2 separate regions of the Homo sapiens genome follow, and region 2 is linked to region 1. A link is an interaction called in ENCODE POLR2A ChIA-PET data of the cell type or tissue named here. Cell type or tissue: Panc1. All regions are shown on one strand. Links, peaks and the distances in the headings refer to the core of each region. The heading gives the core; the rest is flanking DNA. Region 1 holds the start of LOC124901142 (a long non-coding RNA gene). Region 2 overlaps EIF4E1B (eukaryotic translation initiation factor 4E family member 1B).

Region 1 (5,382 bases), core at 383-5,382:
GTGTGGTGGCACACACCTGTAATCCCAGCTACTCGGGAGGCTGAGGCAGGAGAATTGCTTGAACCCAGGAGGTGGAGGTTGCAGTGAGCTGAGATCACACCACTGCACTGCAGCCTGGGCAACAAGAGCAAAACTCTGTCTCAATCAAACAAACCCAGTCAGTCTTCATGACTACTTACCTATGCTATGCAGAGTTAAGTATAATATAATCATATCTCTATAAGACAAAGACAGAAGTTCTCTTACCCAATGAGAATGAGACCCATAACTAATCAATTAACTGAAGTCAAAGTAATAAAAATATTCATTTTAACATTTTACATGTTTTCATTTTTACATAAATGAATATTTATGTAAATATTTCATTTTAACATAAAGTACTCACATGAACATAAGTTTCTGATAAAAGCCTATCGTTTTCTTTAGGGAATGAATCCACTAGCACTCCTTGGAACTTCTTTAGTTTTTATTTTTAGTTTTTTGAGAGGGAGTCTCACTCTGTCACCCAGGCTGGAGTGCACTAGTGCGACCTTGGCTCACTGCAACCTCTGCCTCCCAGGTTCAAGCAATTCTCCTGCCTCAGCCTCCTGAGTAGCTAGGATTACAGGCACCCGCCACCAAATCTGGCTAATTTTTGTATTTTAGTAGAGATGGGGTTTCACCATGTTGGCCAGGCTGGTCTCAAACTCCTGGCCTCAGGTGATCTGCCCACCTCAGCCTCCCAAAGTGCTGGGATTACAGGCGTGCACCACTGTGCCTGGCTATTTTTTACTTTTTTTTTTGAGACAGGGTCTCACTCTGTCACCCAGGCTGGAGTGCAGTGGTGCAATCACAGCCCACTGCAGCCTTCACCTCCTAGGCTAAGGTGATGCTCCCACCTCAGTCTCCCAAGTAGCTGGGATCACAGGCCCACAGGCATGCGCCACTACGACCAGCTAATTTTTTTGTTGTAGTTTTAGTAGAGATGAGGTTTCACCATGTTGCCCAGGCTGGGATCTTTTTAGCATAACCCATACTGATTTGATTTCCTTAAGTGTAGTGCAACCTTAAACACTTGCCAAGCAGTAAGTGTACAATGTTGTATCTCAATGATTTCTCCCTAAGTCATTTACAGTTAACTTGCCCACACCTAACTAAACAACAATTTTTTTTTTTAGCAATTTCCCCAGACAGAGCCTGTTTAAAGCTTTTAATTTAGTTTTCGTATCGATGAAAACTCTTTTTGCACTGGTATTTTACAGGTTTATGTAGTGTTTAATTAAACACATGTGACAAACATAACCAGCACACACTAGTTTGGGAGCAAATATAACTGCCTCTTGTCAGGAATACAACTTGACTGGTGAGACACTTGAGTGCATTACAGAGTAGAGTTTGCAGAAATGCTTGAACATATTACAGAATAGAGTTTAGGAAAAGGAGGATATCTGCTCCAATTAATCAGTCAAGTGAAGGTTAAGGTTAAGAGAGCTTCCACATTAAGCTGTGTATGCAGAAGACAAAAATACACAAAGATAAACAACAAACCTGGAATTAGAATGGGGAAATAAAATAAGATTTGATTACTTTTTAAAATACAATTGTATGTTGCTAACTTCCAACAAGCATGTATTATTAGATTTTTTTTTTTTTTTTTTTTTTTTTTTTTTTTTTCAGACAGAATCTGGCTCTGTTGCCCAGGTTAGAGTGCAGTGGCACGATCTTGGCTCACTGGTACCTCCACCTCCTGAGTTCAAGTGATTCCCATGCCTCAGCCTCCTGAGTAGCTGGGATTACAGGCCTGTGCCACCACACTGGGCTAACTTTTTTTGTATTTTTATTTTTATTTATTTATTTTGAGACGGAGTCGCACTCTGTTGCCCAGGCTTGGAGTGCAGTGGCACGATCTCGGCTCACTGCAACCTCCGCCTCCAGAATTCAAGTGATTCTCCTGCCTTACCCTCCCGAGTAGCTGGGATTACAGGTGCATGCCACTATGTCTGGCTAATTTTTATATTTTCAGTAGATACGGGGTTTCACCATGTTTGTCAGGCTGGTCTCGAACTCCTGGCCTCAAGTGATCTGCCTGCCTCGGCCTCCCAAAGTGCTGAGATTATGGCACCCAGCCTACTAGATTTTTTAAAGTAAAAAATAAAAAGAATGTTGTGAACTAGATAATAGTATCTCCAATTTTTTTTTTTTTAGAGTCTCGCTCTTGCCCAGGCTGGAGTGCAGTGGTGCGGTCTCGGATCACTGCAACCTTCGCCTCCTGGGTTCAAGCAATTCTCCTGCCTTAGCCTTCCGAGTAGCTGGGATTATGGGCACCTGACACGACGCCCAGCTAATTTTTTTGTATTTTTAGTAGAGACGGGGTTTCACCATGTTGTCTAGGCTGGTCTTGAACTCCTGACCTCGTGATCTGCCAGCCTCGGCCTCCCAAAGTGCTTGGATTACAGGTGTGAGCCACTGCGCCCGGCCAGTATCTCCATTTTATAGAAAATGAAAGAGGTTCAAAGAAGTGAGAACCTGTTCAAGATCACAGAACTCACCATAAGCTGTTGAAAAGTTAAGTCATGTTTGCCTGGATTTTCAAAGCTCTTGTTTTCTCAACAGTGCCAAATTCTCTGGCAAAAAACCCTCAAATGGACCACTGTATGTTCTGTTTTAAATACATGAACAAAAAGCACCATGTGTTTTTTTTTCCTTTAGGTAATATAGTCAGGTGAAGCCAAAAGAAAGATTTTCAAAATGACTTATAAATTTGATTCTACAGCCCAGCGTTCAGGCTATCATTTAAAAGGATGAGGGTCATAAATTTCTTCCTCCTGTGCAAGCAGAAAAGGGATCATTTCTTCCTCTGCTGGCCTGCATAACTCCTTTAATTCCCCCTTCTCTCTGTCCATGTCATCCTTCTCCAGTTGTTCAAACAGCAACCTAGAGGCAGTAAACCAAGACACTAGGAGAGTCTGCTATATTTGGAAATTTGGGAAAATGAACGCCAATAAAAGTAACCTTCCACATACCTGCATTAGCTCTCCTTAAAACCTATGTCCTTATTCTTTCCCATCTGAAATAGCTGAAAACAATTGTCTGCAATAGTTATTCATATTCAACTGGTTCCAAAATAAACAGAAGTGGAGAACTGTAGAAAAATCCTGGAAGATATCAAATGGGCTGAGAAACATGATATGAAATAAAATGCCTTGGGGAGTTCTAACCAAATAACATCATAAAAAAATTGAAATACAGGAAACCTGAGATTTCCAAAATATTTTACTTTTACTGATTTCAATATACCAAATGAAGAAACATATTGAGAACCAACTCCTAGCAGTGTCATCCTGTTCTGTACTGACCCCTGTGGAGATTCCAAACACATACTCCATACTGCTAATGAAGCAAACCTGAAACCTAGTGTCACTCCCTAGTTGAAAAATCCTTTGATGGCTCCCCTCATCTACAGATTAAAGTTTAAACATTGTGAACAGCTTTGAAAGGCCTCCAAAATCTGGCTTTAATTTACCTTTCTAGTCTTATTGTCCACTTTCAATACTCTTCAGTTCATCACCACAGACACTTCACTTTCCCATCTCCCTACCTTGTGCAAGCTATTTCTTTAGCTTTGAATATTCTGCCCAACACATGTTGAAACTCTATTCCTCTTCCAAAGTAGCAAGGTATATTAGTAAGAACTCAGCCATCAAGTCCAGATCTAGACCCACTAGAATTCCACTACCTAGTAGCTTAATCACCTTGAGTAAATACATCAATAGATCTGCTTCATTATGCATACCACCTATGGTACTTTGTAAACTGCTGTAAGGATTAAACATAATAGTTATACATTAACACCATGCCTAAGGCATAGTAGATACTTAATAAATGTTACCTGCTGGCCAGGTCCGGTGGCTCACGCCTGTAATCCGAGCACTTTGGGAGGCCGAGGCAGGTGGATCACCTGAGGTCAGGAGTTCGAGACCAGCCTGGCCAACACGGGGAAACCTTGTCTGTACTAAAAATACAAAAATTAGCCAGGCATGGTGGCAGGCACTTGTAATCCCAGCTACTCAGGAGGCTGAGGCAAGAGAATAGCTTAAACCTGGGAGGCAGAGGCTGCAGTGAGCCGAGATCGCACCACTGCACCCCAGCCAGGGCAACAGAGCAAGCCTCCGTCTCAAAAACAAACAGACAAAAATTAGCCAGGCACTTCTAGTCCTAGCCACTTAGGAGGCTGAGGTGGGAGGATCACTTGAGCCCAGGAGTTTGAGGTTGCAATGAACTATGATCACGCCACTGCACTTCAGCCTGGGCAACAGAGATATGTTGTCTCAAAAAAAAAAAAAAAAAAAAAAAAAAAAATATATATATATATATATGTGTGTATATATATATGTGTATATATATGTGTGTATATATATATATGTATATATATATATGTGTGTATATATATATGTATATATATATACACACACACACGTATATATATGTATATATACAATATACATATATACACATATATATATATCTATATATATCGCATACCCATTATTCATGTGTGTACTTGACTTCTCCATTAAGTTACACAGAAGATGGTTGTGGATATAAATTTCTAAATCTCTACCACTTACTACTTGTGAAAGCTATTTGACCTCTCAGAACCTGTTTCTTCATTATTAAAATGAACAAGATTAACCCTTTACACTGTTATATTAAAAGGTTTAAAAGAGTTAAGGGGCCAGGTGTGGTGGCTCACATCTGTAATCTCAACACTGAGGCAACTCATCTCAACACTGTAATCTCAACCTCTGAGGCAGCAGTTTGAGAGCAGCCTGGACAACATAGCAAGACTCCCGTCTCTACTTAAAAAAAAATTTTTTTTTTGAGACAGAGTCCCGCTCTGTTGCCCAGGCTGGAGTGCAGTGGCACGATCTTGGCTCACTGCAACCTCCACCTCCCGGGTTCAAGTGAGCCTCCTGCCTCAGCCCCCCTAGTAGCTGGGATTACAGGCACATGCCACCATGCCTGGCTAATTTTTGTATTTTTAGTAGAGACGAGGTTTTGCCATGTTGGCCAGGCTGGTCTCGAACTCCTGATCTCAGGTGATCCACCTGCCTCGGCCTCCCAAAGTGCTGGGATTACAAGCATGAGCCACCACACATGGTCTAAAATATTTTTCTTAAAAAAAGAGTTAATGTACATCAACTGCTGCTTGGTATAATGCTTGGCATCTAATAAGTTTCAACAACTGTTTGTTTAATGGCAGTCTGGATAATGAATCTGATCCAGCGATTGCTTATAGAATAGAAAAATGAAAGATGCATTTCCCTCAATAAATCCAATTTCATAAGGCAATCTTAATACAGCTCGAACCTGCTACCCACCTCTCTTCTAATAAAGATCTCC
Region 2 (5,382 bases), core at 383-5,382, 180 kb before region 1:
GCTGAGGCGGGCAGATCACCTGAGGTCAGGAGTTCGAGACCAGCCTAGCCAACAAGGTGAAACCCCGTCTCTACTAAAAATACAAAAATTATCCGGGCATGGTGGCATGTGCCTGTGGTTCCAGCTACTCAGGAGGCTGAGGCAAGAGAATAGCTTGAACCCGGGAGGCAGAGGTTGCAGTGAGCCGAGATTACACCATTGTACTCAGGCCTGGGCAACAGAGCTAGACTCCGTCTCAAAAAAAAAGGAAAGAAAGAAAGAAAAAGACAGACAACTGGCAGATATTCTTTTTACCCTACCTCCCCTCTTCCTGCTGTCTGCATCAACATGATGGCAGGAGCTGCAGCAGCCATCTTGGGCCATGAGGATGAAATGCATGTACTAAGAATGGTGCATCAGAAAGGTAGGAGTCTGGGTTCCTGATGACTGTGAAGTCATCACACCACCTGTGGACTGCCCACCACTGGACTTGTTTAAGTGAAAGAATAAATGCCTGCTTTGCCTAAGCTTCTGTGCTAGCAGCCAAACGAACTTCCTGCCTGACTCAGAATTTAACCTATTTTCTGTTACCTCGACACTCTGGACTGTCCCACCTGCTAGATCCCTTGCTGGGAATGCTCACCACCACTTGTAAGGTCCTTCTCATCTTTCAAAACCCAGCTCGAATGTCACTTTCTCCTGGAGGCTGTCCCCTGCTGCCCCTTCCCTCTTTGCGCTCACTGCTATTCAGCTCCCCAGTCACCCACTTGCTGCCCATCCATCGCAGACTCTCCACTGCTGGTCTCCTTCGGCCTCCCTCTAGCATTTATCTCGTCGACCTCTATCCCCAAGGTCTTTGTGCACTCTCTTCAGCTTGTCCTTCTTTCTCACTGCCAGAGCCTTCTCAGTCTTTCTCCAGGTTCCTCTGCTTCTGGCCACCCCGAAGTTTGCAGCACCTCAGGAGTCTGTTCCGGGCACTCTCTTCTTTTCACTCTCCGTGCACCCCCGGACGATCACACTCAGCCCTATGGCTCCAGCCACCACCTCTATGCTAATGACTCCAAACCCAGTGGGGCACTGATCTCACTTGGCTCACAAGAACAATTGTTAAAACTTCAGGAATCTGGCTGGGCGTGGTGGCTCATGCCTGTAATCCCAGCACTTTGGGAGGCTGAGGTGGGCGGATCATGAGGTCAGGAGATCGAGACCAGCCTGGCCAACATGGTGAAACCCTGTCTCTACTAAAAATACAAAAATTAGCCAGGTGTGGTGGCGGGTGCCTGTAATCCCAGCTACTCAGGAGGCTGAGGCAGGAGAATCCTTTGAACCCAGGAGGCAGAGGTTGCAGTGAGCCGACATCACGCCACTGCACTCTAGCCTGGGCATCACAGCAAGACTCTGTCTCGAAAAAAAAAAAAAGAAAAAAAAAAAAACTTCAGGAATTGTGTGAGCCAGTTGTTAAAGCCATTACATTGTTAAAAATTAAATTATATAAAGTTATAGTTACATTATGTTTAAAAAACATAGATAATACTCAAAACACATAACTTCCTAGTTATTTTACTATTATCTGTGCTCTTAAGGTTATTTTTATCTACGTTATCTGTCTCATGAAAATTCTAGATAACTGAACCAATTTTCTGTTCAATGACATCACACTGACAGCTTGGAATCAACTGTGGTGGGAGTATTTTACCCCAAGGACATTGGCAAACCACAAATCTAGGTGTTCCTTCCTGCCTACCCTTTTCCCGCCCCAACCTTGGAGAGCCATTTGTGCCATTTGTTAAAGAATTCTGAGTACACCGTGGCTCAAATCTGCATCTGAAGCCAGCCTGGAGTGCTTTCCTGAGCTCTGGGCTCAGATACCCTAGTGTCTGCTGGACACCTCCTCCAGCTTGTCTGTCATTCCCCCAGACAAGCTCATCATCATCCCCCCACCAAGCTGCTCCACCCCCTCAATGCCTATTTCATTTTGCAGCAACATCACTCACCCCATTGTCCAAACCAGAAACCTGGGAATCTTCCTCAACTTGTCCTTCTCCGTCTCCCATAACACCTAATAAGTTACTCCCAAGTGATGTTCACGTCTCTCCTTCCAGCCCTGCTCCAGCGTCACCCGGGCTTCTGTAGTTCAGGCGTCCTTGTCCCTCCTCTGGAGTCTGCCCCAGCCTCCTACTGATCTTTCTACAGCCAGCCTTATCCTCCTCCAACCCATCTCCGTTTGGCCCCATAAAATGCAAATCTCATTAGGTCTCTTGTGCTTAAAATCCTTCAGTGACTTCTTGTTTCCTGTGATCTGAAGTTCAGACACGCTTCATTTCATCTTCTTTCTCTCTTCCTCCTTCTCCCCGCTCCTCCATCCTCCTTCATCTTTCTTTATCTTGTACTCTGGCATCAGGAGTTCTTAATCCCAAGCCACAGAAATCACTTCTGGGTGATTTAAGCAAATAAGGAGTTTATTAAATACTGGGCAGCTCATGGGCCAGGTACAATAGCTCATACCTGTAATCCCAGCACTTTGGTAGGCTGAGGTGGGAGGATCATTTGAGGCCAGGAGTTCGAGACCAGCCTGGGCCACCTAGTGAGACCCTGTCTCAACAAAAAATAAATAAGTAAATCACAAACAAATACCCTGTCTCTACGAAAAATAAATAAGTAAATCACAAACAAATAATAAATATTTTTTAAATTAGCCTGGCATGGTGGCACGCACCTGTAGTCTCATCTACTGAAAGGGCTGAGATGAGAGAATCACTTGAGACCAGGAGTTCGAGGCTGCAGTAAGCTATGATTGACTGTGCCACTGCACTCCAGCCTGGGTGATACAGTGAAACCTTATCTCTTAAAACAAACAAACAAACAAACAAACAAACAAAAAAAACACTGGACAGCTCAAATAATCTCCAGGATAGCTAGAAAATCCACGCTGGAGACCACACAGCCTGAAATGATGCCCCAAATCCCACTACCAGGCAGACCTATGAAGAATCCCGATGCCATGGCTGGGCATGGACAGTGCAGCTTGTCCTGTTGGTGTTGGACACTCCCACAGTGAGTGTCACTGCTGCCAATGGTCCTTGGCAGGAGCTGCCACCACCACTTTTCCACACCAGAACACACCCCTCCCCCACCCCGCCCTCTGCTTCCCTGCTGCTTCCTGGGACTAGCTTCAGGTCCCAAGTCTGGAGCTGCACCTGTCAGTCACATGTCCTGGCTGCAAGGAAGACTGAGAAAGCAATTATCTGGCATAGTCATCTCTCAGAGGGGAAGGTGGGTTCTGCCTCAGAAGGTGGGGGACCCCTCTAAACATGGGAAGGGGGCAATTTTAATGCTGAGAGACCAAAAATAACTGCAGGTACCCTCCATGCTAGTTCTTAAAATAACACAAGTAAAATACTATCCAAGGGAAAATAATCAAACAGCACCAGTAAGGAAGGCAATGGAATGTGAAACTTCCTTCCCTGAACCCTCTCAGTCCCGTTTCCTAGGTGCAACTCCCTTTAACAGTTTTCTCAGAAATTATTACAGAGGTGTGGCCAGGTGAGGTGGCTCATGCCTATAATCCCAGCACTTTGGGAGGCCTAGGTGGGCCGATCACTTGTGGTCAGGAGTTCGAGACCAGCCTGGCCAACATGGTGAAAACCTGTCTCTACTAAAAATACAAAAATTAGCTGGGCGTGGTGGCACATGCCTGTAATCCCAGCTACTTGGGAGGCTGAGGCAGGAGAATTGCTTGAACCCTGGAGGTGGAGGTTGCAGTGACCCAAGATTGCACCACTGCACTCCAGCCTGGGTGACAGAGGGAGACTCCATCTCAAAAAAACAAGAAAGAAAAAAGAATTGTATATCTAGCCATAAATATGTGTATGTTTGTATATAAGGTGTCTGTGTATAATGTATATAGTATGTGATAAGTATGTATATGTTAGTATATAATATATATTTGACACATAGAAAATTATAAGTACTTATACATAAAATATAATTCCCTTTGTATCAAAATTGGCTCATTCCACACATTCCAGTTTGGCACCTTGCTTCTCACACTTACCACCACATCTTGGCACACTCCCATGTCAGCACACATGGGTCTAGCTCATCTTTGCCAACCATAGTGTGGCATTGCACTGGGTGGATGTGCCACAGTTAGCTAGCCAGTCCTGTACAGATGATCATTTAGATCATTTTCAGTTTTTTGCTACAAAAAAACATGCTACAGTGAACATCCTTGCACAGGTATCTTTGTGTGCATGTATGGCTAGAGTCGCACGGGATCAATTCCTGGAAGGGGAGCTGTTGGCTCCAAAGGCGCATGCATTTATGCTTGGTAAACATTGCCAGATTGCCTTCCAAAATGTCTGCGCCAATTTGCAGTTCTACCAGCGGCCTGTGAATGTTTTTTGTTTGGTTGGTTGGGTTTTTTCCTTTTTTTTTTTTTTTGCAGTCTGGCTGCTGGTGGCCCCCTCGCCTAATTACCTGTCACTTACACACCCTGCATTTCTGGCCACAGTGCCTTTGCCCATGCTGTACCCACAGCCTAAAATTCTCTTTCTCCCTAGCCTGCTCGATGAAATAGTCCCCTTCCTGTCAGGCCACAGTTCAGTTGTCACCTCTTTTTTATGTCCTTTCCTGACTCCCCTAAGTTGTCAGAGTCCCTTTCCTCTGGGATACTACAGCTTCTTGGGCATAATTCTATCATAGAACCAACTGAGGGCCTACTGTGTGCCTGGCATTCTGTGATCATTTTGACAGTCCCCACCGTAAGCACACAAAAAAGTGGTTTTGTTCTCCACCTCCCTCCATCCTGGCTCTCCAGCTGCGCTGTCTTTTGTCAGCACAGTCCTGCCTTGGAGCCTTTGCACTTGCACTCTCTATGGATCTTGTCCTCACCCATCGTGGTGTCATGGTGCCTCTCTGGAGTCTCTGCTACAATTCACCTGCTGGTAGAGGCCTTCCCTGAGCACCCTGTCTCAAGCACCCCTCCTCTAGTCCCCGTGTTACATCACCGTTACCTTCACAACTTACAAGCTGTAATGACCTTGTTGCTTTGGATGTTGATCCGTTTATTTTCTGTCCTGTCTTCCACCACTGAGCGCACGAACACACACGCGTACAGACACCCCCATGGTAAGCTTCCCGAGACCAGGAACCTTGTTTTCCTTTTCCGCTGCCTCCAGCCTTAAACCTGCACCACTGGACTAAGCGCTCAGTAAACATTCGTTGAATTAACCATTCCTGTTTTACAGAGGAGGAAACTGTCATTCAGAAAGGAGAGCCGAGTAGCTCAAGGTCCCACGGTTAATAAAAAGCACAGCTGAGATTCGAGCCCAGCAGAACTCCAAATCCAGTCGCGTGATTTCTTCCCCACTCTTCACACGCCGCGTTGTCCCCCTCCCTCAA

What was found. ChIA-PET counts read pairs that join two places held together with the same protein. Peaks named below come from ENCODE experiments on the same cell type or tissue, not always from the same donor. Only the 100,000 strongest peaks of a DNase experiment are listed, where the experiment ranks them.
Region 2: POLR2A ChIA-PET joins it to region 1 with 5 read pairs; 5 of 35 experiments call an interaction of 5 or more read pairs at or near these places.

What each region holds. Positions count from the first base shown.
Region 1 is chr5:176,450,849-176,456,230 of GRCh38, reverse strand. All of the region lies in intron 1 of FAF2 (Fas associated factor family member 2), which reads right to left. It overlaps LOC124901142 (a long non-coding RNA gene), which reads right to left and starts at 3,916. Exons shown (of 2, transcript XR_007059070.1): 1 at 3,003-3,916; 2 at 1,234-2,913. In Panc1, for the core only: no CTCF peak of the experiment used is centred there; no DNase peak of the experiment used is centred there.
Region 2 is chr5:176,630,690-176,636,071 of GRCh38, reverse strand. It overlaps EIF4E1B (eukaryotic translation initiation factor 4E family member 1B), which reads right to left. Exons shown (of 9, transcript NM_001099408.2): 1 at 5,008-5,382. Among named protein-coding and RNA genes, the nearest start is that of EIF4E1B, 2.7 kb to the right of the region's middle. RefSeq lists a silencer at 5,357-5,382. In Panc1, for the core only: no CTCF peak of the experiment used is centred there; no DNase peak of the experiment used is centred there; H3K4me3 peaks cover 332 bases; H3K27me3 peaks cover 1,365 bases.